2 separate regions of the Homo sapiens genome follow, and region 1 is linked to region 2. Evidence: read pairs that join two places in POLR2A ChIA-PET (ENCODE). Cell type or tissue: OCI-LY7. All regions are shown on one strand. Links, peaks and the distances in the headings refer to the core of each region. The heading gives the core; the rest is flanking DNA.

Region 1 (10,346 bases), core at 1-8,000, 300 kb before region 2:
AAACGTTAGGCCGAAGAGGGGGATATTACAGCTGACACTGTAAACACAGAAAGAGCAGGCACAGTCTAAGTGATTTTAGGGAACAGCACCAGGACTGCTGGGTAAAACGCATAGGGCTGCAGATTTCAGCTCAACATAAGAAAGAACTTCTTGAGCAGGGAGTGCTTGAATGAATGAATTGGAGGCAATATGCATGGAGCAAGTGTCTACTCTCTAAAGTCAGATGATTAGGTTTTAATCCCAGCTTCACGACTCCTGACCTTGGGACTTTCAACCAAATTCTCCATGACTCACTTTGCTTATCTGTAAAACAAGAATAAATAATAGTATGTATTTCTAGGCTGGTTTCATGCCTGTAATCCCAGCACTTTGGGAGGTCGAGGCAGGAGGATGACTTGAGGTCAGGAGTTGGAGGCCAACCTGGCCAACATGGTGAAACCCTGTCCTTACTAAAAATACAAAAATTAGCTGGGCGTGGTGGCACATGCTTGTAGTCCTAGCTACTCAGGAGGCTGAGACATGAGAATCACTTGAGCCTGGGAGGCAGAGGTTGCAGTCAGCTGAGATTGCGCTACTGCACTCCAGCCTGGGTGACAGAGTGAAACTGTCTCAAAAATAACAATAATAATATATATATCTTTATTCACTTGCATACACTTATAAAGACCTGTCTTTGTGCCAGGCAGTGTCCTGGGTGCAGGGGAATAAAGCAGGGAACAAAATAGGTACAGTGAAGGAAAGGTCAGCCTACAGCGGCCCCTCCAGTCTCTGCAAAGGCAGTTGCATGAGTGGGTGAGTGCAAGGATTAAATGGTGCAAAGATTATATGAGATAAAACTAAGCACAGCAGGAAGCGCCATTCTTCACACAACGCAAGCTTTCAATCCATGCAACAATAGGAAAGGCAAGCTTGGAAGTTTGTGAGTTTTCCAAACACTGCAGTGTTCAGGAAGAAGCAGCCGGTGGAGGCGGTGGAGGGGGGTGGTTGGGGGTTACTGTAAGGAAGATTCCTGCTTTGGGGGAACTTCATGAGTCTATGATTCTGCTTCTAGAGCCTGTCAAATCCCAGGTTGGATGGCAAAGTCTTCCAATACGGTGCTTGTGAGGTTTCTTGTGAGTGTGTGTGTGTGTGTTGGGGTGGAACTAGTAACAGCAGCTCCATTTCCCTCCTTAGCACTATGCTCACAAACCCTTATGATTGCAGGGCCATAATGTCGCCAAAACTTGGAGGAGGCTGCCTCTCTTGGGGGAAAGAGGCCGCTGCTAATGCCTGCCAGCTCCCCCTACAACCAGAGCAGATGTGGAACAGCCTCCTGCGGGAGGACATCCTTCCTCTGCCATCACTAAGTGTAGCTCAGGGGCACTGAGCCCCTCCCCTCAGCTCACATTTCTTCCCAATCACTTTCTCCAAATACAGTATGTGCTTCCCAGGTTTGCATCATGTCTAAGCTGCTGGTACCTAGGCAGAAGAAGTTGGAGGCTCTCTGCCTGCTACTCATAAGAAATGCGTCTGTGTAATTAAAACTTGCCCTAAGCCCCAAACTGGGGAGACAGATTTGAGCCCAACTCCTGTCTCCTTGCTGGCCAGCCTTGCAATAAAGCCTTTCTTTTCTCAAAAGCCAATGTCATAGTATTGGCCAATGAGCCCATTTGCTATATTCTCTGGGAAACCAAGTTTTGATAGTTCTGGTCCAGGTTTCTTAGAATCATGTATTTTAAACTCGTTCTGTTTTTCCAAATCTGCATTCTGCTGGATCAAGCTGGAAAGGGTTACAAATTTGAAGATCTTGATGACTAAAACATGTTTGAAAGGCAGAGGAGGACATTGCACCAGGTGGGCCAGCTCTGCCCAATCACAGAAAATCAGGCTCTCAAAGTATAGAGAGAGTGCAGAGCCCAACCCAGTCATGGGCGCATGTGGAACTGTACCTCCTTGTCTTGGGACACAGACTGTGTACAGTGCCTGGTAACACCATGGAAATCTTTTTTTAACTAACAGGAAATGTTCAGAATGGCATTTTGGGGTATGAGGAAGAAGAAAGGCAGGGTTTTTGCATATTTTTTTGAACTCTGTAAGGTAGGTCTATGGTTGCAACATTGAGGTTAATTAGAATTGCAAAGAGAGGCTTGGACATACATCTGGATCTTTGTGATTGCCTAAAAACTCACAGTTAAAAACAAATAGTTGTGTTATCTCCTGAGTTATTTGAATGTTTTGCCCCCTCCATTGAGAGCTATACGAGGGGCTCTTCTGTGGTTTCAAAGGGACCACAGAAACTCCCTTCCTGAACACAGGCAGGACAACTGTGCAAAGTCACTCTGACCACAAATTGCCTCAGCTGGCTCCTAAGGGGCAGCTGTGACAATGGAGGGACAGAGGCAGTGATGTGCAGGCCATCACACTCCAGCCCAAAAAATTAGCTCCCAGCTGGTCCATTCTAGTGTCTCTTCAACCAGGAAGCCCCCAGCACACTCATCACTTCCGGGAACTCTGTTAGTGAGGCCCCTGTGCCCTGTGGTCTGTAAAAAGTCTAGATCTCCATATTGTGGCTGTCAGGACTCAGACATTTGGCCATCTTTAATCTTACCTCTACCTCCCACTTGTCCCACAGAAGAAGACTTAATCCTATCTGTCAAAAAGAATTCGAAATCTCACCACTCACCTCAATCTGAACAGGGTTTGCTAGACCATGATGGCAAAGTCCAGGAGAAAGCCCTGGGCAGAGCAGGGCCAGTTCCCTGGTGCACCTCCATTAGGAGAGGTGAGGAGAACCTGTCCTTGAAACAGAGAGCTCTGAAGCTTCCCACAGTTCAGCTCTGAATTGAGAGGGAGCTGGAGAGAGTGAGCTCAAACTTCGTAGCTGGGTTCAGCCCCAACTGCACAGGCAGGGAGGGGGCACAAGGTCCCCTGTCCACCGATGCTCCTCAGTTTTATTGATGGGTGTCAGGGGAGAGGCCAGAGGGGAGATCCTTCCAGAGCTGAATAAGTGCTAGCCACCTGCCCACCCATACAGCTACCTTTGCAGAGACTGCAGGCATTGCTGCAGGCTGACCTGTCCATCACTGTAGCTGTTTTGTTTCCTGCTCTATCCGCCTGTACCCAGAATACTATCTGGGCCAGAGCAGGGTCTCTGTACATGTATGCGGGTTGAATAATGGAATCCTTGCCAATTTACAGGGCCAAGGGAGCCCTGTGTGAAATCATAATGGCTCAAGAAAATGGTGGCCTAAATAAGCCATTTGTTCCCTCTCTGAGCTACAACTTTGTTGTGTGTAATTTAGTATAAAAATGTTTGGGTCAGAAAGCCACAAAGTGTAGTTCTTGTAGAAAACATACTTGGAGTGTGTGAAGCTGAGCCTTTCTGGTGCAGAGGCTGAGGGGGAGGCTTGCTCTGTGCCCAGAAGGCTACATCACCAGCATCTGTCCACACTCAAGATGGGGGAAAATAGAATATCCCAAAGTGATTAAATACTCAAAGTTCCAAAAACGTGACAGCATGTCAATGTTCAGTAATCACCATAAAGCTACAGCAGCTGCCCTTAGTAATTACTCTTTTTTTCTCTATCTTAATAAATATAAAACACAAAGCCACTGGAGATAGTTATGAAAGTGGTCTGAGGCAGCCCTAACTCAGAACTTTAGGAAGACAGCTCTACACAATTCTCCCTTTTCCAGATCTAGGTATCCTGCTTGTTTTTTGTTGTTGTTGTTGTTTTTAACTAATAGCAGGAATAATGGAAATGCAAACGCTGAACAGGACAATTTTCCTCTCTCTCTCTCTCTTTCTGAAGTATACACTGCATATGAAAAATGCTTCCAAAATTATACGTGCTAGAGAAAAAGAAGGTATCACCAAAAAAAAAAGTTTCTTCAGGAGAAAAAAAGAAAAAAGTAATATAGAGGAAAAATAATAAGATGATTTTTTCTACGCACCTCCCAAAATCACTTTCTTTTTAGACTGCAGATGACTGGTAACTTCAATTGCACTGCAGATGTTAGAAAAGCCCAGTATCTGAGTAAATGTGTATATCATGTTCCCTTTCTAGTCTTCTCACCTTCCACCCCTTGCCTGGCCACATTAATTAATAGTTAAAATGCTGATCATAGACACTTCGGTGAGGGTTTTAGCAAAACCTTCAAGTTGCAGCCCTGGCTCTAAAAATGGGACTGGTAATCACCACAAAAGTGAAAGACTAAGAGGAGGAAAACCCCAAATTTACACAGAAATACACACAACCCTATACATTCAAATAAAAAGAAGAAAATAAAGATAAGGTAAAAGTGTTTGTGCATGCGCACACACAGACACAATTGTTTAAGCCTGACTTCCAAACAACCATCAAAGAAAATCTCCCCTTCTGTTCTTCCCTGAGTGAAGGGCTTTCCTTACCATTCTGGACCACGCTGATGAGGGTGACGATGGCCAACAGGACAACATTGCCTACAGTTTCTTGATCCATGTTTGCTTCAGGCTCCCCAGAGAGGACTGCTCTGCCTCCAGCTGCACAACCTGCCCTGTACAGGAAGGGGAAGTGAGAGCTTGCACTCTTTCATCATTACAATTTCTGAAGATCCCCGGCACAATTACACAGTGCCTTCTTCTTCCTTTTTTTTTTTTTTTTTTTTTTTTTAACTAACCACCAAAATGCCCTGGCTGTGGTTCAGTGTGTCCCACCAGGAGAAGCAGGGCTTGGCAGAGGAGCACGCAAAGCCAGCACACTCTCCTACATTTCCTTGTCATGGGAAACTTCCCTGAGAGTCTCCAGAATGAATCCTGGACCCAAGACCATGACCAGCACGAGCCCAGCACAGGCACCAGAGAATCTGGAAGCTGCCATCATCTCTGACTTCAGCAAAGAGAAAGAAGGGAAAGTAAACCCAAAACTTTCAGGTCAGACAGAGTGGCATAAACCTGTAACCCCAGCATTTTGGGTGGCTGAGGTGGGAAGATTGCTTGGGCCCAGGACTTTGAGGCTACAGTGAGCCAATGATTATGCCACTGCACTCCAGCCTGGGCAACAGAGCAAGACTGTCTCACACACACACACACACGCACACACAAATGTAAAATGAAACTTTAAAAAAATGTATAGAACACCAAAAGATCTGTGCCCCAAATACTGTCCTTCTTTTTTTGAATTCCAAGAAAAAAAGTGAACACTTAACACACGGTAAGTAGCAGCCACATAAGGTTTGAATGAAGGAAGGAATAAATGGCAGTGGGGAGGGACAGCTGATATCTCCATTTCTTCAGAGAAAAGTAATAAAGGGAATTCATAAATTAAACCAAAGAATTCAAACCAAACCAAAGAATTCAGGTAAAAGGCAGAAATGGAGTTACAGATGATCCCTAAGGGAAATTCCCAAAGGGAACTGACTTTTCTGAGGCAATCGCAGAAACACCTTCCTGGAAATTCTTTTCAACTGAATAAGAGTAGAGTGGCTGTGCTTTCTGAGAAAGTATAAGAGTGGACCTGCTGGGTGGGTGAGGTGGCTGCCTGGTATTCTGCAGCTCAGATCAGTGTGAATGGCAATCCCTCTGAGGTTACATGGAAAATGCAAAATACCTGCAATCTTTGTCCCAGACTTAGCTATTTGGCATTGGTTAAGAGGTGCTTTTATCAAAACTTCACTTTGAAAGGGAACATGGACCACTGTAACTAGTGGCAGCAGGGAGGGCTGCATCTCGGCACGGAAGAGGTCAGTGTAGGGGAAGATATTGCTCCCTCATAGGTACAGTGCCAGAGGCCCGCTTCAATGCCCTCGGTTCAGCTGAGAGAGAAAGGCTGATGAAGGCAGCGTGCAGAGTTGTGTGCGGGGAAGCCAGCAGCCAGGGCTGTCGGGCTGGTCATGACACACTTGGGTACTCCCTGAGTACCTAGGGCACTTTGTAGAGTATAGACTTTATATTAGCCAAGGCTCTCCAGAGAAACTGAACCAATATATAAATAAGTCTCCTCATATATATATATTGCAGATTTATAATAGAAATTGGTTCACATGCTCATGGACACCATGAAGTTTCATGGTTTGCCATCTGCAAGCTGGAGACTCAGAAAAGCTGCTGGTGGAGACCAGTCTGCATTCAAAGGCCTGAGCATCAAGGAGGGCAATGGTGCAAGACCCAGTCTGAATCCAAAAGCTGGAGAACAAGGGGCTCCAGTGTCCAAGGGCAGGAGAAGATGGAGGGCAATGGTGCAAGACCCAGTCTGAATCCAAAAGCTGGAGAACAAGGGGCTCCAGTGTCCAAGGGCAGGAGAAGATGGATGGCCCAGCTCAAGAAGAAGAGGGAATTTGCCCTTCTGCCCGCTTTTTGTTCTATTCAGGCCCTCAGTGGATTGATGACACCCACCATATTGGTGAGGGTGGGAATTCTTTACTTAGTCCGCTGATTCCAGTGCTGATCTCTTTCAGAAACACCCTCCCTAACACACCCAGAAAAAAACATTTTACCAGCTACCTGGGCATTTTTTAGCTCAATCAATTTGACATAAAATTAACTACCACAGAGTTATTACAAGATTGGTTAGGGCTCAGCACTTGCAAGATTTGTATATTCACCTTAGTGAGATCCAATTCATACCTGCAGTTTGGTAAGTTTCAGGGGATGTTTAGGTTTTGGTAGCCAAGGAGTTTGAACCCCATAAAGCGTTAGCTCTTCTAACACTTACATCTTAGTGACAATGCATCAGAAATGAAGGCCAGTCCTCTTACAAAGTATTCCAGTTGCAAGCAATAGAAACTTAGCTCAAACTAGTTTAAGCAAAAAGGAGAATTTATTCACTCAAAGAGTCTAAAAATCTGACAGCTGAAGTTGAAAAGAACAGAGATGTGGTTAGGCCTTGGAGCTAGAGAGCTTTCTCTCTCTCTCTCTCCCGCCCTTCCTCTCTTTTTTTTTTTTTTTTTTGAGACGGAGTCTTGCTCTGTTGCCCAGGCTGGAGTGCAGTGGCGCGATCTCAGCTCACTGCAAGCTCTGCCTCCCGGGTTCACGCCATTCTCCTGTCTCAGCCTCCTCAGTAGCTGGGACTACAGGCACCCACCACCACGCCTGGCTAATTTTTTTTATATTTTTTAGTAGAGACGGGGGTTTCACCGTGTTAGCCGGGATGGTCTCGATCTCCTGACCTCGTGATCTGCCCGCCTCGGCCTCCCAAAGTGCTGAGATTACAGGCGTGAGCCACCGCGCCCGGCCCCCTCTTTTTTCTCTCTCTTCTGTCCCTTTCTCTCTCTCTTTCCCTTCTCTCTACCTCTGTCTCTGTCTTTCTTCCAATCTCTCCTCTCGCTCTCTCTCAGCTTCTCTTAGCATGTCAAACGTATTCTCTCTGCAGACCTGTTTCCTGGAGACATCTTCACCAACTGTGGAGTTTTACATTTTACAGCTTCCATCACCTGTCAAAGACTGACTTCTCTCATCTAAACTCTTAGGACAGCCTCATTGGCCCAGGCTGCCCGGGTGTCCATTCTTGGAGAGGTCAACCAGATGGCAGGAGAATGAAGACCCTGGTAGTTCTCACAATTATCATGTGGCAGAGGGGGACTGACTAATCCCGCAAATAAAAATTGGGAGGAGGGAGTGAGAAGTGTATTCACTCTTGCACTTGACTGTCCAATAGTTATAATCCCCAGATTAAAATTTCCAGTTTTTAAAGAAGTTTCTCTATCCTACACGCTTCTGTCTTTTAAACTCATCCCAATCTGCCGGCACATGAAAACAGCACCCACGGGGACCAACGTGGTCAGCCCCCACCATCACTGGAAACCTTCCGGGCTCCGTGGAACGCAGGGACCCCACACCTTCTGGGGCCCCACACCTTCTGGGGCCCCACACATGGGAGAAAAGTCCAGCCATTCGCGCTTTAGAAGGTCGAAAGGCGCCTGGCGAGAGGTGCCGGGCACCCCGCTCTGAGCTCCTTGGAGTCACCCCCAGCCAGCGCGCAGAGCACGTGCAGAGGCCCGGGGATGGAGGGAGTCCACTTCACCCGAGAAGAGCGTGTTAATAGCCGAGACGGCCATTAAATTACAGCGCGCACATTAAGATTCTGGCTGCAGCTGCAGAGGAACACTTATCAGAGGTGAAGCCTTTGGAAATGCCATTCATCTTAATAGAGAGCTGCTGAGACAGAACAAAAAGACAAGGGGCACCGGGAGAGCCGGGGAGGGGAGCGCAGCCCGCCCTGCCTGCCCGGATTCCCGCAGAAGACCGCCTGGCCGCAGTCCAGAGCAGCCCAGAATCCGGAGCCGCTGAGCGGCTGTGTCGTGGGGACCTAGTCTGTACTGGGCATTGTACCCAGAGCCTCACATTTGCCCCTCAGTGCAACCCTCTGAGGGACAAATTACCCCCCTCCCATTGCCCAGAAAGTGAAACTGAGGTTCAGAGGGGTTAAAAATGTGGTCAAGGGCCTGGCACCGTGGCTCACGCCTATAGTCCCAGCACTTTGGAAGGCCGAGGCTAGAGGATGGCTTGAGTCCAGGAGTTGGAGAACAGCCTGGGCAACATAGCAAGACCCCCAACTCTACAAAAGTAAATTAGCTGGACGTGGTGGCACAGACCTGTAGTCCCAGCTACTCGGGGCTGAGGCAGGAGGATCGCTTGAGGCTGTAGAGATGGAGGCTTCAGTGAGCTGTGATCGCAACACTGCATTACAGCCTGGGCAAGAGAGGGAGATCCTGTCTTAAAAAAAAAAAAAAAATGTGGTCAAGGCAAAGACCCACATAGCAAGGAGCAGAACAAGGGTTCAAGCCCAGGCCGGTCTGGCTTTAAAGTCTGGAGTTTTAATCACCCTACGTGCTGCTACCGGAATCGTCTTCAGAACCTGGGCTCCCTGGTCCTTCTGCATTTGTACCTGGCAATCCCCTCACAGGCTAAAGCACTGAGCAATGGCCCCTCAGCCCTGAAGAGAGATTCTTAGAAAGGAAAGAAAGGAAGACATATACACTTCACGGGAAATAACATATCCCCACGACATCTGACCGTTAGCAAAGGTAACTTTACAAGAAATATCCCACAGCGACAGGGCTGCGAGCCCACCCCTCTCCCACCCATCCCCTGCTCCCAGCGCTCTCCGTAATTATGCATATGCTGCACTGATCTGTGTGTGACAGGTTAGTTAGACAAATATGCTGGGAGTAGGCAAGAATAATTAGCACATTCATTAATTAGAGTACTGTTAGTAGTTTGACTGTGAAGGACAACCATTTGTCAACAGAGATCAGGACAGCTGGGGCCAAGCAGTGACTCAGGGGGGCAACAATTCAGGGACGCCGAGGCTCTGCCCAGCTGCTGTTAAAAATCCTAGGAGCTGTGCAGACACTTCGCATCAACATGCCTCCATCGCCATGGCAACGGGGCCACTATGCCCGGCTGTCAGCCTACAACATTCACATAGCCTTCATCCTCACTTCAGGGTGCACGTTGCCATCTCATGACATCTCTTCCCTCCACTCCCCATTCAGGGTTGCCCTCCCTGTTCATTAGGACAAGGATTGACTGGTGGTGAGGGAGAAGGAGCAGGAGGTGGGGTCTGTGCCAGGCAGGGCATAGAGATACAGCCCAGGTCTACAGGCTGGAATTATGGATGGTTACACAACAGTTCCTTTTCATTTCAGTCAGTCTAAAGAATATTCAGACCAATATTGAGCTGAATAGTAAGTGATACGAACAGAGACCAGGCATGGTCTGTTCCAGATGTCACATGCCAATGGTGTCTGTGAGAACCAAATCAACCTGGTTAAAGTGTTGTTTCTCCTTCCCTGGCCACAATCAGGTGGGCTTTCCTTCCATGAACAGCTAGCTCATGGTTCTGAACAGAATTGAACTAAATTGAGATGAATCCTCATGCCATTCTATAGCTGAAGAAACAAAGATAGTGAATTTGCTGTAACCTCATATGCTATTGATTAAACTTCACACATGCTCAGAGTGCTTTACAGATATGACCCTCTTTCTCTAGAATCTTAAGTTGTAAGCTGATCATATCTGCGCTAAGCGAACAAATAGAAGACAAAGTCCATAGCCATTCACACAGACAGATAGCAGGAAGCCAGTGTAGTATCCGCAAAACTTCTTCCTTTTCCCATCACAAACTCACACCACACAGTATATTGCTTATGCATTTGTACGTAAATGAAGCAAATGACCCATGCATGTGGAAAACATCACGTAGTGTGTTGTGTAAGAAAACAAAGGTTAAGGCCGGGCACGGTGGCTCATGCCTATAATCACAAAACTGTGGGAGGCCGAGGCAGGCAGATCACCTGAGGTCAGGAGTTCAAGACAGTCTGGCCAAAATGGCAAAACCCTATCTCTACTAAAAATACAAAAATTAGATGGGCATAGTGGTGCACGC
Region 2 (12,974 bases), core at 3,003-11,002:
TGGCTCACGCCTGTAATCCCAGCACTTTGGGAGGCCGAGGTGGGCAGATCTCCTGAGGTCAGGAATTCGAGACCAGCCTGGCCAACAAGGTGAAACTCTGTCTCTACTAAAAATACAAAAATTAGCTGGGTGTGGTGATGCACACCTGTAATCCCAGTTACTCGGGAGGCTGAGACAGGAGAATCACTTGAACTGGTGGGGCGGAGGTTGCAGTGAGCCGAGATATCGCCCCACTGCACTCAAGCCTGGGGGACAGAGGGAGACTGTCTCAAAAAAAAAAAAAAAAAAGGGCCGGGCGCGGTGGCTCACGCCTGTAATCCCAGCACTTTGGGAGGCCGAGGCGGGCAGATCACTTGAGCTCAGGAGTTCAAGACCAGCCTGGCCAATATGGTGAAACCCCCTCTCTACTAAAAATAAAAAATTAGCTGGGCGTGGAGGCAGGCGCCTGTAATCCCAGCTACTTGGGAGGCTAAGACAGAGTGGGACTCTGTCAAAAAAAAAAAAAAAAAGATTCAGACATGAGACCGTGAAACTGACTACAGTCACTATTGCACTGTTTATAGATGTTGCCAGACAGAAAGCCCCAAAGCAGCAGCAGCATAGTACCTTCCTAACACTTGGATTGGGAAATCTAGATTTTAGTAAAATAACTGGTGATACTTACAGAAGAAATGTTGGAGTTAGAGTATGCCATCAAAAAAAAAAAAGGAATCCTAGCCTGAAAGGTATTTAAAAATGCATTCCCTTGCCCTGCCACACACAGCGGGGAACAGGGATGGGGCCCCAGTCCGTGTGCAAACCCAGGCACACCTTCCCCAAAGGGAAGTGGAAAGGTGACAGGAGGGAAGCTGAAGCAAGGATGTCTTGTTCTTCCTGACGGTGTCCCGCATTTGCTGAGTGGGTGCACTCTTGCATGGGTGTAAGTTCTGCAGGACACAGGCGGCTCTCCAGGCAGCACTGACGGGGCTGATGCTTGGCACTTTGGGGCCTATTCTTCCACGAGGACATGGATTCGCTTCCTTGGGGTTCAGCCTGGTGTGGAAAGGAGTACCGGACCCGCTCAACGCCGCAGAAACTGGGACCCTGAGCACACACCCTAGGTCCAGTCTCCTATGGGAAATGGCCTGACAGGGTATGGGACAGAGCGGCCACTGCTTCCTCTGAGCGAGACAAACTTCTCTCCTGAGGCTATAGGGCTGAATGAAGAAAGTAGACTGCTGAGGTAGGCCCCATTCCCCTGATGATCAGGCAGGGTCCCGGGGGAGCTTCTCAGGGCAGTTTTAGCTCCTCTCTCAGCTTTTAATGCAAAAAAGAGAGACAAAACCTGATTGAGAAATGAGCGTAGAGCAGCAGAGCTGTACACAGGAAACTGGTGCAAATGACCGTGACATTGTAGTGTATTTTCATCTTTCTTCTTTTCATTTTTGTTCTGCAACAAAAAATTGTAATGTTTATAGTTTAAATGTTAAGAATTTAGCTGGTGGGCCAGATGCAATGGTTCACACCTATCATCCCAGAACCTTGGGAGGCTGAGGTGGGAGGATTGCTTGAGGCTAGGAGTTTGAGACCAGCCTGGGCAACAAAGTCAGATCTCCATCTCTACAAAAATTTTTTTGAAAAATAGCTGGGCATGATGGTGCACGCCTGTAGTCCCAGCTACTCAGGAGGCTGAGGTTGGAGGATCGTTTGAGCTCAGAAGTTCGAGGTTGCAGTGAGCTATGATCAGGCCACTGCACTCCAGCCTGGGCAACAGAGCAAGACTGTCAAAACAACAACAACAAAATAATTCAGCTGGTATTCAGTAACACATGATACTTAAGTGGTCTGCCTAAAAAAATAAAATAAAATAAAAATACAACCTTTTTAAACAAACAACCCATACAGGTTGACAGGTCAACACTGAAGACTATGAAATCACAAGATTTGCAGTGAATGAGAAGCACAATTATATTCTTCTTCTTTTTCAGTTAAATTTGAAACACGCTTCAGCAAATATGTATGTGTCTTCCAGGTGGATGTTGCATTTCAGGTTTCCTTTCTGTTGCCTACAGTGCTTTAAGTCTGCTAGAAATTCCCTTGAGAGAGAAGGAGATGTTAATGCAGAATATTAAGTCCTCTGCCTATCACATCCATAAAGCCACGCCTACCTCTCTCCCAGGGGCATGAGAAATTGCTTTCGCGTGCTATTTGGAGAGGCCTTGGCGTCCAGAAACAAAGAAAACCAAGAAACAAAGAAAAGTGATACAAACCAATGCCCTCAAGACATAAGATAAGGAAGTACAAAGACCTAAAGAAGCACTGAGTTTTAAGTCACTGGTTTTAAAAAATAATTCAAGTTAAAGCTTTGGAGTCACTGCATTTGTGACGACTCTCACTTGACCACTTGCTAGTATGGGTATCCTTGGGCAAGTACCCAGCCTCCTGTGCCTCAATTTCTCCATTTGTCAAATGGGCACAACAATCCTACTGACTTTATAAGGTTTCACTGGTATGTGTGAGAATTTAATAAAATAATCCATGGAAAATGCCTGCCATTATGCTTGGCATTTGGTGACAGCTTAATAAATCGTTAGCTATTGCTTTCTTTTCTTTTTCTTTTTTTTTTTTTTTTTTTTTTTGAGATGGGATCTCGCCATGTTGCCCAGGCTGGTCTTGAATTCCTGATCTCAAGGAATTTCTTGAATTCTGAACATTGGAATCATCCAGGGGATTGATGCCTGGGTTCACCCAATGGATTCTGATTGACTTGGTCTGGGTGTGGCTTGGGCTTTGGAAGTTTTAAAAGCATTCCTGGGGATTCTTAATGCTCAGCCAAGTTTGGAAACTAATGCTTTTTGGTGTCACCCTAACCAAAAAGGCAAAGCAGATGTTTATAGTTTAGATCAAATTAAGGCAGTATGTATTTTGAGCTAATAATTTGACTCACTTTACTGCATTAACCACTCAAATTAGCCAAACAACTATTTTTTTCACTGAATTTATAAGTTTTGGCTGATTTGACTAATAAATTAAGCAAAAAGTTTGATTCCTTAAAATCATATGGCCACAAGCTCAAGTAAATTAAATTCATTGGGAACCAGCTATGATTGTAGGTATTTTGAACCATTATGATACATTAGGTATGCATTATTTATTTTATTTTTATTTTTATTTTCATTTTTGAGATGGAGTCTCTCTCTATTGCCCAGGCTGGAGTGCAATGGCGCGATCTCAGCTTACTGCAACCTCTGCCTCCCAGGTTCAAGTGATTCTCACTGCCTTAGCTTCCTGAGTAGCTGGGATTACAGACACGCACCACCACGCCTGGCTAATTTTTGTATTTTTAGTAGAGATGGGGTTTCACCATGTTGGCCAGGCTGGTCTCCTGACCTCGTGATCCGCCCACCTCAGCCTCCCAAAGTGCTGGGATTACAGGTGTGAGCCACCACGCCTGGCCTTAGGTAATGGATATTCCATTAACATGCTGATAGTTTTAGATTTATTTGATCAGTTCATCCAGTACAAACTTGATTCTTCAAACTAATATAGCTACAGTCTAAAGGAAATTGAATTTGTTGGGGACCACCTAGGCTTTTCAGTGTAATTTAGAATATAAATTACTATAGGAATACGCATTATTTTATTCCTGCACATTTGCCAACAAAGTGGATGTTAAATCAAAATGCTATTGTTGGAATGAAACTGATGCTGCCTTGTCCTTTGATCTCATTCTGGGGACTTTTGAAGGTGTGTAGGCTGCTATTGGATTTGTACAGCACTATTGGTTTATTACTAACCACCTCTTTTAAAAATTAATGAGCCTGTTGGTTAACTTAGTGCTTCAGGTCACACTGATCCATCAGATGAATCACAAGTGAGGTAGCACTCTCAGGCTCTATCAACTTCCTGCCAACATTTTCCGTTAGAGGCATGAAATGCTAGATTAGAAAAAGGCCCTGGCCCTTGTTGCCCAGAGTTCTGCATCTGGCCACGGACCTGGGGCATCAGGTGCCACTTTAACTAGTTGAGCAGAGCAAACCTTTCTGCGATGTATCCATAGTTGGACAAAACAGAAGCAACCACTTGTCTCCAGACTCTAAAATATAAAACAGTAATCGGGCAATTATATGTGTATGGTTTATTTTCTCCACTGCAGAATAAGTTATTTGTTTATTAGGTATGTATTTATAAGGGGCAAAAAAATGACATCACTAGAACATGGGGAGCATACAAAAGTTATTTTAATTTCCTCTTTTTTTTTTTTTGAGACAGTCTTTCTCTGTCATCCAGACTGCAGTGCAGTGGTGTGATCTCGGCTCACTGCAAGCTCCGCCTCCCAGTTCAAGAGATCCTTGTGTCTCAGCCTCCAGCTGGGACTACAGGTGTGCGCCACCATGCCTGGCTAATTTTTTTGTATTTTTAGTAGAGATGGGGTTTCACCATGTTGGTTAGGCTGGTCTCGAACTCCTTACCTCAAGTGATTTGCCCACCTCGGCCTCCCAAAGTGCTGGGATTACAGGCGTGAGCCACCATGCCTGGCCTAATTTTCTCCTTTTATGAAAAAAGGAGTTTTGGCTAAAGATTGAGTTTTTTAAAACTTTAGCTAATGGTGGTCAAAAAGGTAGAAAGGGAACTAGTATTTAGTCAATGTCTATTATGTGCAAGTAAGCTCTTTCAGTGCATAATTTTCTTCCTTCCTTCCTTCCTTCCTTCCTTCCTTCCTTTCTTTCTTTCTTTCTTTCTTTCTTTCTTTCTTTCTTTCTTTCTTTCTTTCTTTTTCTTTCTTTCTTCCTTTCTTCCTTTCTTTGTAGAGACAAGGTCTTGCCATATTGCTCAGGCTGGTCTTGAACTCCTGGCCTCAAGTGATCTGATCCTCCCACCTTGGCCTCCCAAAGTGTTGGGATTAGAGACATGAGCGACTGTGCCTGGCCCATAATCTCCTTTAATCCTTACAACTCCTCAAATAGATTCAGTCCCAATTCATAGACAGGATAACTGAGGTTCAGGGAGGTAAAGTAATTTGCCCAAGGTTGCATGGTGTGAAGTCACAAAAGTGGGATTTGAGCTCAAGTTAGTCTGCCCTGGGCCCTATGATCTATCCATTATATCTCAGGGTGACCAACCATCCTGGTTTGCCTAGGACTGAGGGATTTCCCGGAAGGTGAGACTTTGTTTTTAAACCATGACAGTCCTGGAAAGCCAGGAGGACTTGATCCCTCTACTTGGTAACCAGAGGTCACTGCTTCCTTAGCAAGCTAGGGAGATTCCAGGCCCTAGGTCAGTGTCTGATGGGAAGGACACACAGGAGGTCTGGATCTCTCACTTATTTCAGGATTAATGTACCCAACCATGCTACATTCCCACTGGAGAAAGCAAGTTAATGGCACTTCCAGACAAATTACGCACTATATCCTTAGATCATGTAGGTCAAGGGTCAGCAAACCTTTCCTGTAAGGTTCATTTTCAGTCTGCAACTTAGGTCTTCAGTGTTGTGAGTTGTAGGGTCTCTATCACAACTGCTCAGCTCCACCATAGTAGTTGGAAGCAGCCATCGGCAATCCAAAAAGAGCGAGCCTGGCTGTACTCTAAGCAACTTACAGTTACCCAAACTGGAGGCGGGCTGGATTTGGCCCACAGATAGTTTGCCAAACCCTGATGTATGTTATTAATAAAGAATCCTTTGCATAGATAATGTATTTTTGAAGAAGAATTATTTCTGGAAGTTACTTTAATTGGGGTACGGCCAGTGGGCAGTTAGGAGCTCTCTTTTGAACTAACCTATTCATCAATTAGCCATTCCTACTATTTTCTTTTCTTTTTTTTTTGAGACAGGGTCTCACTTTATCACCCAAGCTGGAGTGCAGTGGCACCATTACCACCCACTGCAGGCTTGACCTCCCAGGCTCAAGCGATTCTCCTGTCTCAGCCTCCCAAGTAGCTGGGACTACAGGTGCCAGCCACCACACCTAGCTACTTTATATATTTTTTGTAGAGACAGGGTTTCACCATGTTGCCCAGCCTGGTCTCTAACTCCCAGACTCAAGCAATCCGCCCACCTTGGCCTTCCAAATTGCTGGTATTACAGGTGTGAGCCACCACACCCAGCCCTAATTCCTACTATTTTCTACATTTGGACTATGAAATTTGACTTTTCTAATTCTACTGCGAAATCACATAGTGAGTGTGTAAAAGTGATGGTGTGTGATCCTCTTCACAAATTTCTATTCCCTTCCTTATCTGTTGGGAGACATTAGACACATTCATTTGAAAAATTGTTCTTTTCAACCAGTTCTTTTATTTCCATACACCATTTAAAAAGTAATTCCCACTGCATCTACACAAAGTTAAAATATATTAATTTGCTTCAATATAGCATTTTCTTTATTGTGTGCCAGAAAAATATCACGGAAATTTTCCTGTACTGAAAAGCAAATACCGCTTTTCCACTTGGGCAGCCTCTCCCATCCAATCGTCATTCACATACACCTTCATCATTCACTGGGTTCTCACTGAGCACTCCCTCTTAGCCATGCAGGTGCTCACAGATGTACCCCAAAGAGGAGCGGCGTGCAAAGCAACATGTCTTCAAATTCAAAAGTGACAGTGGGTTTGAGGACAAGAGAGGGGAAGAAATCCAAATTTAGAGGAAGAGTAGCAAGTGGTAAGGCTTGGGCCCAGGAATGAGCCAAGCGCAGGCGGGGAGAATAAATAGATTAGCTCAGCAACAGAAGAGGAGCCCAGCCTTTGGAGACTACAAAGGGTCATAAGGAGGACACAATTATTAAAGTAATGCAGAAGCCACTGTAATTTCTCAAGCAGGAAACTGACAGTGACAAAAATGGTGCTTGGCCAGGTGCAGTGGCTCATATCTGTGATAAGTTAGCCAGGTGTGGTGGCTCACACCTGTAGTCGGGAGGCAGAGGTGGGAAGATTGCCTGAGACCAGGAGCTCAAGGCTGTAGTGAGCTGAGTTCATACCACTGTACTCTAGCCTGGGCAACAGAGCAAGACCCTGTCTCAAAAAAAAAAAAAAAAAAAAAAAAAAAAGCCAGGTGCTGTGGCTCATGTCTGTAGTCCCAGAACTTTGGGAGGCCAAGGCAGATTGATCGCTTGAGCCCACAAGTTCAAGACCATCCTGAGCAACATGCCAAAACCTCATCTCTACAAAACATAAAAAAAAAAAACATTAGCCAGGCGTGGTGGTGTGCCTATAGTCCCAGCTACTCAGGAGGCTTAGGTGGGAGAATCCTTTGAGCCTGAGGTGAAGGCTGCAGTGAACTGAGATCGTGCCACTGCACTCCAGCCTGGGCAACACAGTGACACCCTGTCTCAAACAATAAAAAATAAATGGTGCTTTAGGCAGCGTGTTCTGTGGTTTCCCGGCCATTGGAGGTAAAACACTCACTGGGGCTGGGTCACCATGGGGCAGGCAAAATGGACATTAAGGTCAGGGTCCAAGAAGATTCCACAGGAATCAAGAGGATGATGGTAGTGTCACCAATTCCAGAACAATTGAAAAGATGTGGTGCTCATTTGAGAAAATGGTTTGCATCTTTAGCCTGTGCACATGTGATTTTAGGCTAATTTTCACACGGCCGTCGAGAGACTTGAAAACCTCTAGGTATTTTCATGCTCCTAGAGTGAGGATGTTCTATGGGTGGGTAGAGGTGGGTTATCTGTGTGGGTTTTATGCACTCTTCTTTACAGAGAGGTGGTAGCTGAACCAGGTAAGGAGCTTTCTGTCCTTTCTGACATCTGTTTGCTTAATGATCTCTGCCTACACCCTGTAGAGTTTGAAAAGCAACGTACTAGAACCATGTTTCTTCTGACATACGCTGGCTGTACAATGCACACGCTTTCCGACAATATCCACATCAGACACCTCTCTGCTGATTCTAGGCTCCCAGACTGTGGCTTTTGATTTATCCTGTGAATTGCCTGAATTGCCAGCTCTGGCTAGGCTGGCTTCTGAGCACAGCTATCATCACTCAGGCTGCTGTTCTGTCGCGGCTCAGTCTGTTTTGTCCGTACCACACTGGTTGTCGAACTGTTGATTGGTAAGCTTGCACTTGACTTATGAGAACCAGCTCAAACTGCTTATGACCCTAAAAGAGATTCACTTAAAGAAGGTGCTATGACAATTAAGAATACATCAACACACACTTAGATTAAATATTTAGATAATGCATGCATTAAGCAAAGCACTGTTTTAGTTTGATGATAAAATCAGGATCAGCTAGTCACCTGATAACATTTCATAGCTGCTTAATTTATCAATGAAACTCACTGACTTCAATTTTCCAACCCTACACTTGTAAGAAAGACATTAATATTAAAGATTGTAGTGATACCCAGTAGAGGAGAAGACAGTAATAAATAATTAGCTCCTTTATGCTTCAGTTGCTTTCCTAAATTACTTATGAAACAGCAACAAATACTACTAGTGCCATTGGGAAAGCTGACATTATCCATTTCTTATTTAACAATGGAGTCATTAAAAAAGGAAAGAAAGAGGAAAAGGAGGCTGGGAGTGAGAAACTCATTGTATTTAATACAGATTCTGGTATCTTTTTTTTTTTTTGAGATGAAGTCTCATTCACTTACCCAGGCTGGAGTGCAGTGGTGCAATCTCCACTCACTGCAACCTCTGCTTCCCAGGTTCAAGCCATTCTCCGGCCTCAGCCTCCCAAGCAGCTGGGATTACAGGTGCCCACCACCATGCCTGGCTAATTTTTGTATTTTTTTAGAAGAGACGGGGTTTCAGCATGTTGGCCAGGCTGGTCTGGAACTCCTGACCTCAGGTGATTGGCCCACCTTGGCTTCCCAAAGTGCTGGTACTACAGGCGTGAGCCACCGTGCCCGGCCAGATTCTGGTATTTTGAGAGGCTGCATGTTTGGCTGAAGGATATCAAAAGCTACTAAGCAAGAGAATGGCATTTGTTGTTACCAAAGTAAACAATTTTTATTTCTGTTTTCCATATGCAGGCATATGAGTAAAGAAAACATGCCACATTGTATTTGTACATTTTGGGAAAACATGTAGCCTTATAATCATCATAATATGAAACACATCCCTTATGCGATTAAGTGTTTCATCACTGCTCTGGGAGTTCTGCATTAACAAAGGAGATGGAAATTAGTGGTTCTGAGATATTTCAGTTCCAGTATGAATTCTGATACGGTCCAGATTGAAAGAACCACACCTAAATTGTCTCAGTTATGTGAAAATTTATTTTATAACTGTTTCCAGAGCATGTGGTTCAAATATCACAACTTATCAAATATAAACCTCATTGCCAGGAAATTTTCCTTGAGGCAGACTGAGATTTTTTAAATTTTCTGATCTCTCTAGGGATGGCAATGTCTCCCGTCCTCCATAATCTCCAAGATTTTTTCTCTCTGTCCAAAAGAGGAAAGCTTTGGTGGAGACAAAATCCCTGTCCCCAGATAAACATGCTCAAATGAATACCTTTCCAGAAAGTTCAGATAAATTGAGAGTTCAGATCAAAAGTTCAGATAAATTGAGAGTATTTTTTAAGAATTGTCATTTCCTTACACTCTGTTAACAGTTGTGCCTGCTAGATAAAATGTTTACAATAAACTTTGCAAATCTCCATATTTTGAGAAATCATTTGTGGCATTAAGACTGGAAATAGAAGAAATAAATGAAAATAAGAAATCATTGATAATGTCTATGAAGTCCTCAACAGTGCTTGGCACACAGTATGTGCTCAACAAATATTATAGGTGTTAGCATCATCATATTATTTGGGAATATTTGTATTTAATGAAAAATGGTACATATATATATTTATAAATGTGAACACATATTTATGTACAGAATAGGTATATATAAACAGAAAAGAGTCTGTCTTTCCTAATTGCCAGAAGTAATCTTTGCTTGTGAATTAATTCATTGCTGTTTGCTATTATTTGTTCTTCTGTACAGAGAGTTGGAAAGGAGAGCATACTAGCAGAGGTGTGAAATGGCTCATTTATTTGCATTAATTATTAACTTTGAAGCCTCACCAAAATTGTTCTAATCTTAGCATTGAAGCAACTTTGGTCATTGATGAAATATCTAATCAATGAATTAAAGTCACAAAACATGCTAAGAATGCCACTGTTACCACGTAATAGTGGAATGTGCGAAGGGACTTCAGACATCATCCAGCATAATGCCTTCATTTCACAAGTGAGTAACCTGGGGCCCGAACAAGTAAGGGGACATGTCAGATGGGTCATTCCAAATCTGGACTTTTGCCTCCATATCCAGGCTCTGGCCAGCCACATTATCTGTAAGGCTTTTTACCCTTCTATAAAAACTAAGTCTGGCCAGGTACGGTGACTCACGTCTGTAATCTCGGCACTTTGGGAGGCCGAGGCAGGTGGATCACTTGAGGTCAGGAGATTGAGACCAGCCTGGCCAACATGGCGAAACCCCATCTCTACTAAAAATAGAAAAATTAGCCGGCATGGTGGCTCACGCCTGTAATCCCAGCTACTCAGGAGGCTGAGGCAAGAGAATCACTTGAACTTGGGAGGAGGAGGTTGCAGTGAGCCAAGATCGTGCCAGTGCACTCCAGCCTGGGTGACAGAGCGAGACTCAGTCTTGAAAAACAAACAAACAAACAACAACAACAACCAAAAAAAACCCAAAAAACACAACCAAGCCAAGTCTATCTGATCATGTGAGTCTGTGTGACTCCATTACAGTTGGATTGGCCTCTTGGGGGTGATGGCCTCAAATACTTCTCAAATACAGAGAAAACAAGTTGATTCTAAAATGATGGAAAAGAAGGGGCCCCCACAAGCATCTCTCCTTCACCTCACCTTTTCTGCTTTGCTGTTGTGGATATCCAAAAATATATGGGTGTTCAGGTATATTACCTCACTTTAGGATTAAAAAGTCCATTGTTTTACTTTTGTTTTCTGAGTTTTTTGTTGGTGGTGGTGGTGGTGGTGGTGTTGGTGGTGGTGGTGGTGGTTTTTGGTTTTGTTTTTTTCCAGAGACAAGGTCTTTCTCTTTTGCCTAGGCTGGAGTGCAGTGGTGCCATCATAGTTCAATGCAGCCTCAAATTCCTGGGCTCCAGTGATGCTCCTGCCTTAGCCTCCTGAGTAGCTGGGACTATAGGCATGCACCACTATGCCTCACTAACTTTTTTTTTAGTTTTTTTAGAGATGGGGTTTTGCTATCTTGTCCAGGCTGGTCTTGAACTCCTGGCCTCAAGTGGTCCTCCCACCTCAGCCTCCCAAAGTGCTGGGATTACAGGTGTAAGCCACTGCACCTGGCCACCAAGTATATTTTTAAATGAGGTTTATGAAATAGGTCACGGAATACTTTCTCATATCTAAACATAGACTTTTTAGTGATAATTGGTTATTGATGAGTTCAAGAAACCACTTGTCTCTGATTCTCATGTTCTAAATAGGTGGTCCAGTTGTGCAAATTAGCCTGAAACTACATATGCACAGCCTAAAATGGGGTAAGGGTTGGAGGCTCCTCAAAGGCAGGGTGTAGGTCCCCTTTACAGTTGTATCTCCAGACCCAAGTGCAGCTTTTGGTCATTGGACGTGTTCAATAAAGTTTGTTGGACAACTTAATGAAAGAGTAAACAAATTAAATTTCTGGTTCTCCAAGCTTTTCTTTTTTGTTTTTTTTTTTTTTTTTTTTTTTTTTTGAGACAGAGTCTTGCTCTGTCGCCCAGGCTGGAGTGCAGTGGCGCGATCTCGGTTCACTGCAACCTCTGCCTCCCCAGTTCAAGTAATTCTCCTGCCTCAGCCTCCTGAGTAGCTGGGACTACAGGTGCCTACCACCGAGTCCAGCTAATTATTGTATTTTTAGTAGAGACGGGGTTTCACCATCTTGGCCAGGCTGGTCTTGAACTACTGACCTCGTGATCCACCCGCCTCAGACTTCCAAAGTGCTGGGATTACAGGCATGAGCCACCGCACCTGGCCCCTCCAAGCTTTTCATGGTAATAGAAGAGTATCTTAATACAGAAACAGGCATTTGTGTTTTCTTTTTTCTTCTTTTTTTTTCTTTTTTGAGATAAGGTCTTGCTCTGTCATCCAGGCTGGGATATAGTGGCATAATCATAGTTTGCTGCAGTCTCAACCTCCCAGGCTCAAGTGATCTTCTCACTTCAGCCTCTCAAGCAGCTGGGATCACAGGCATGTGCCACCATAGTTGGCAAACTTTTTTTTGTATTTTTTGTAGAGATGAGGGTCTCACTATGTTGCCCAGGCTGGTCTTAAACTCCTATGCTTAAGTGATCCATCCACCTTGGCTTCTCAACGTGCTGGGATTACAGACATTTGTGTTTTATGAAGTTGTGTCTCTCAAACTTGATGGTCTAGTGGCTACTTTGGTGAGTCCGAAAAATCAACCAAACAAAAAAACAGAAAACAAAAAACCCTTTTAAATTTTTCTAACCTTTTCTAATAGTCACTGCATAGCATCTTCCCATGTGTAAAGGCATATCCTTTGAACTTTAGAGGGTGACGTGGGCATGAGTCTCTGTACCTCATGGATTCCTCAGAATTCTATGTGATTCTGAAATGTTGACCTATTTCTCTTGCTAGTGAGCAAGAGAAATACTGAGGCCAGTAAACTAGCTGTCTTAGCGCCTCACCTCTTCTGGACATATCGCTGGTAAAGCCCATTTCCAAGTGTCTTGCACTAGTGGAGATGTGTGTTGTATGGTGTCCTCATCAAGAAAAAACACATGTTTGCTTGCTGAAATTTTGGACAATTTCCTTCTAACAAAGGCCCTTGCCTGCCTGTCTTTAAAATCCCAGCCTGGGGTAGGCACGGTGGCTCACATCTGTAATCCTAGTGCTTTGGGAGGCTGAGGCGGGATGATCACTTGAGGCCGAAGTTCGAGACCAGCCTGGACAATATAGTGAGACCCTGTCTCTACAAAAAATGTTTAAAAGAAATTAGCCAGCATGGTGGCACATGCCTGTAGTCCCAGCTACTCTGGAGGCTGAGGC

Evidence for each region. Peaks named below come from ENCODE experiments on the same cell type or tissue, not always from the same donor. Only the 100,000 strongest peaks of a DNase experiment are listed, where the experiment ranks them.
Region 1: POLR2A ChIA-PET joins it to region 2 with 25 read pairs; 3 of 35 experiments call an interaction of 5 or more read pairs at or near these places.

Annotation. Positions count from the first base shown.
Region 1 is chr13:30,729,720-30,740,065 of GRCh38, reverse strand. It overlaps ALOX5AP (arachidonate 5-lipoxygenase activating protein), which reads right to left and starts at 4,523. Exons shown (of 5, transcript NM_001629.4): 1 at 4,391-4,523. The coding sequence starts at 4,460. It overlaps LOC124903146 (a long non-coding RNA gene), which reads left to right. Exons shown (of 3, transcript XR_007063743.1): 3 at 7,329-7,544. RefSeq lists a silencer at 1,301-1,492. In OCI-LY7, for the core only: no CTCF peak of the experiment used is centred there; DNase peaks (open chromatin) are centred at 1,285, 1,955, 2,475, 4,535 and 1 weaker place; H3K4me3 peaks cover 4,273 bases; H3K27ac peaks cover 3,699 bases.
Region 2 is chr13:30,432,337-30,445,310 of GRCh38, reverse strand. No RefSeq gene overlaps it. Among named protein-coding and RNA genes, the nearest start is that of UBE2L5, 16 kb to the right of the region's middle. RefSeq lists a silencer at 146-337. In OCI-LY7, for the core only: no CTCF peak of the experiment used is centred there; DNase peaks (open chromatin) are centred at 3,890, 4,320 and 6,840; H3K4me3 peaks cover 1,473 bases; H3K27ac peaks cover 5,179 bases.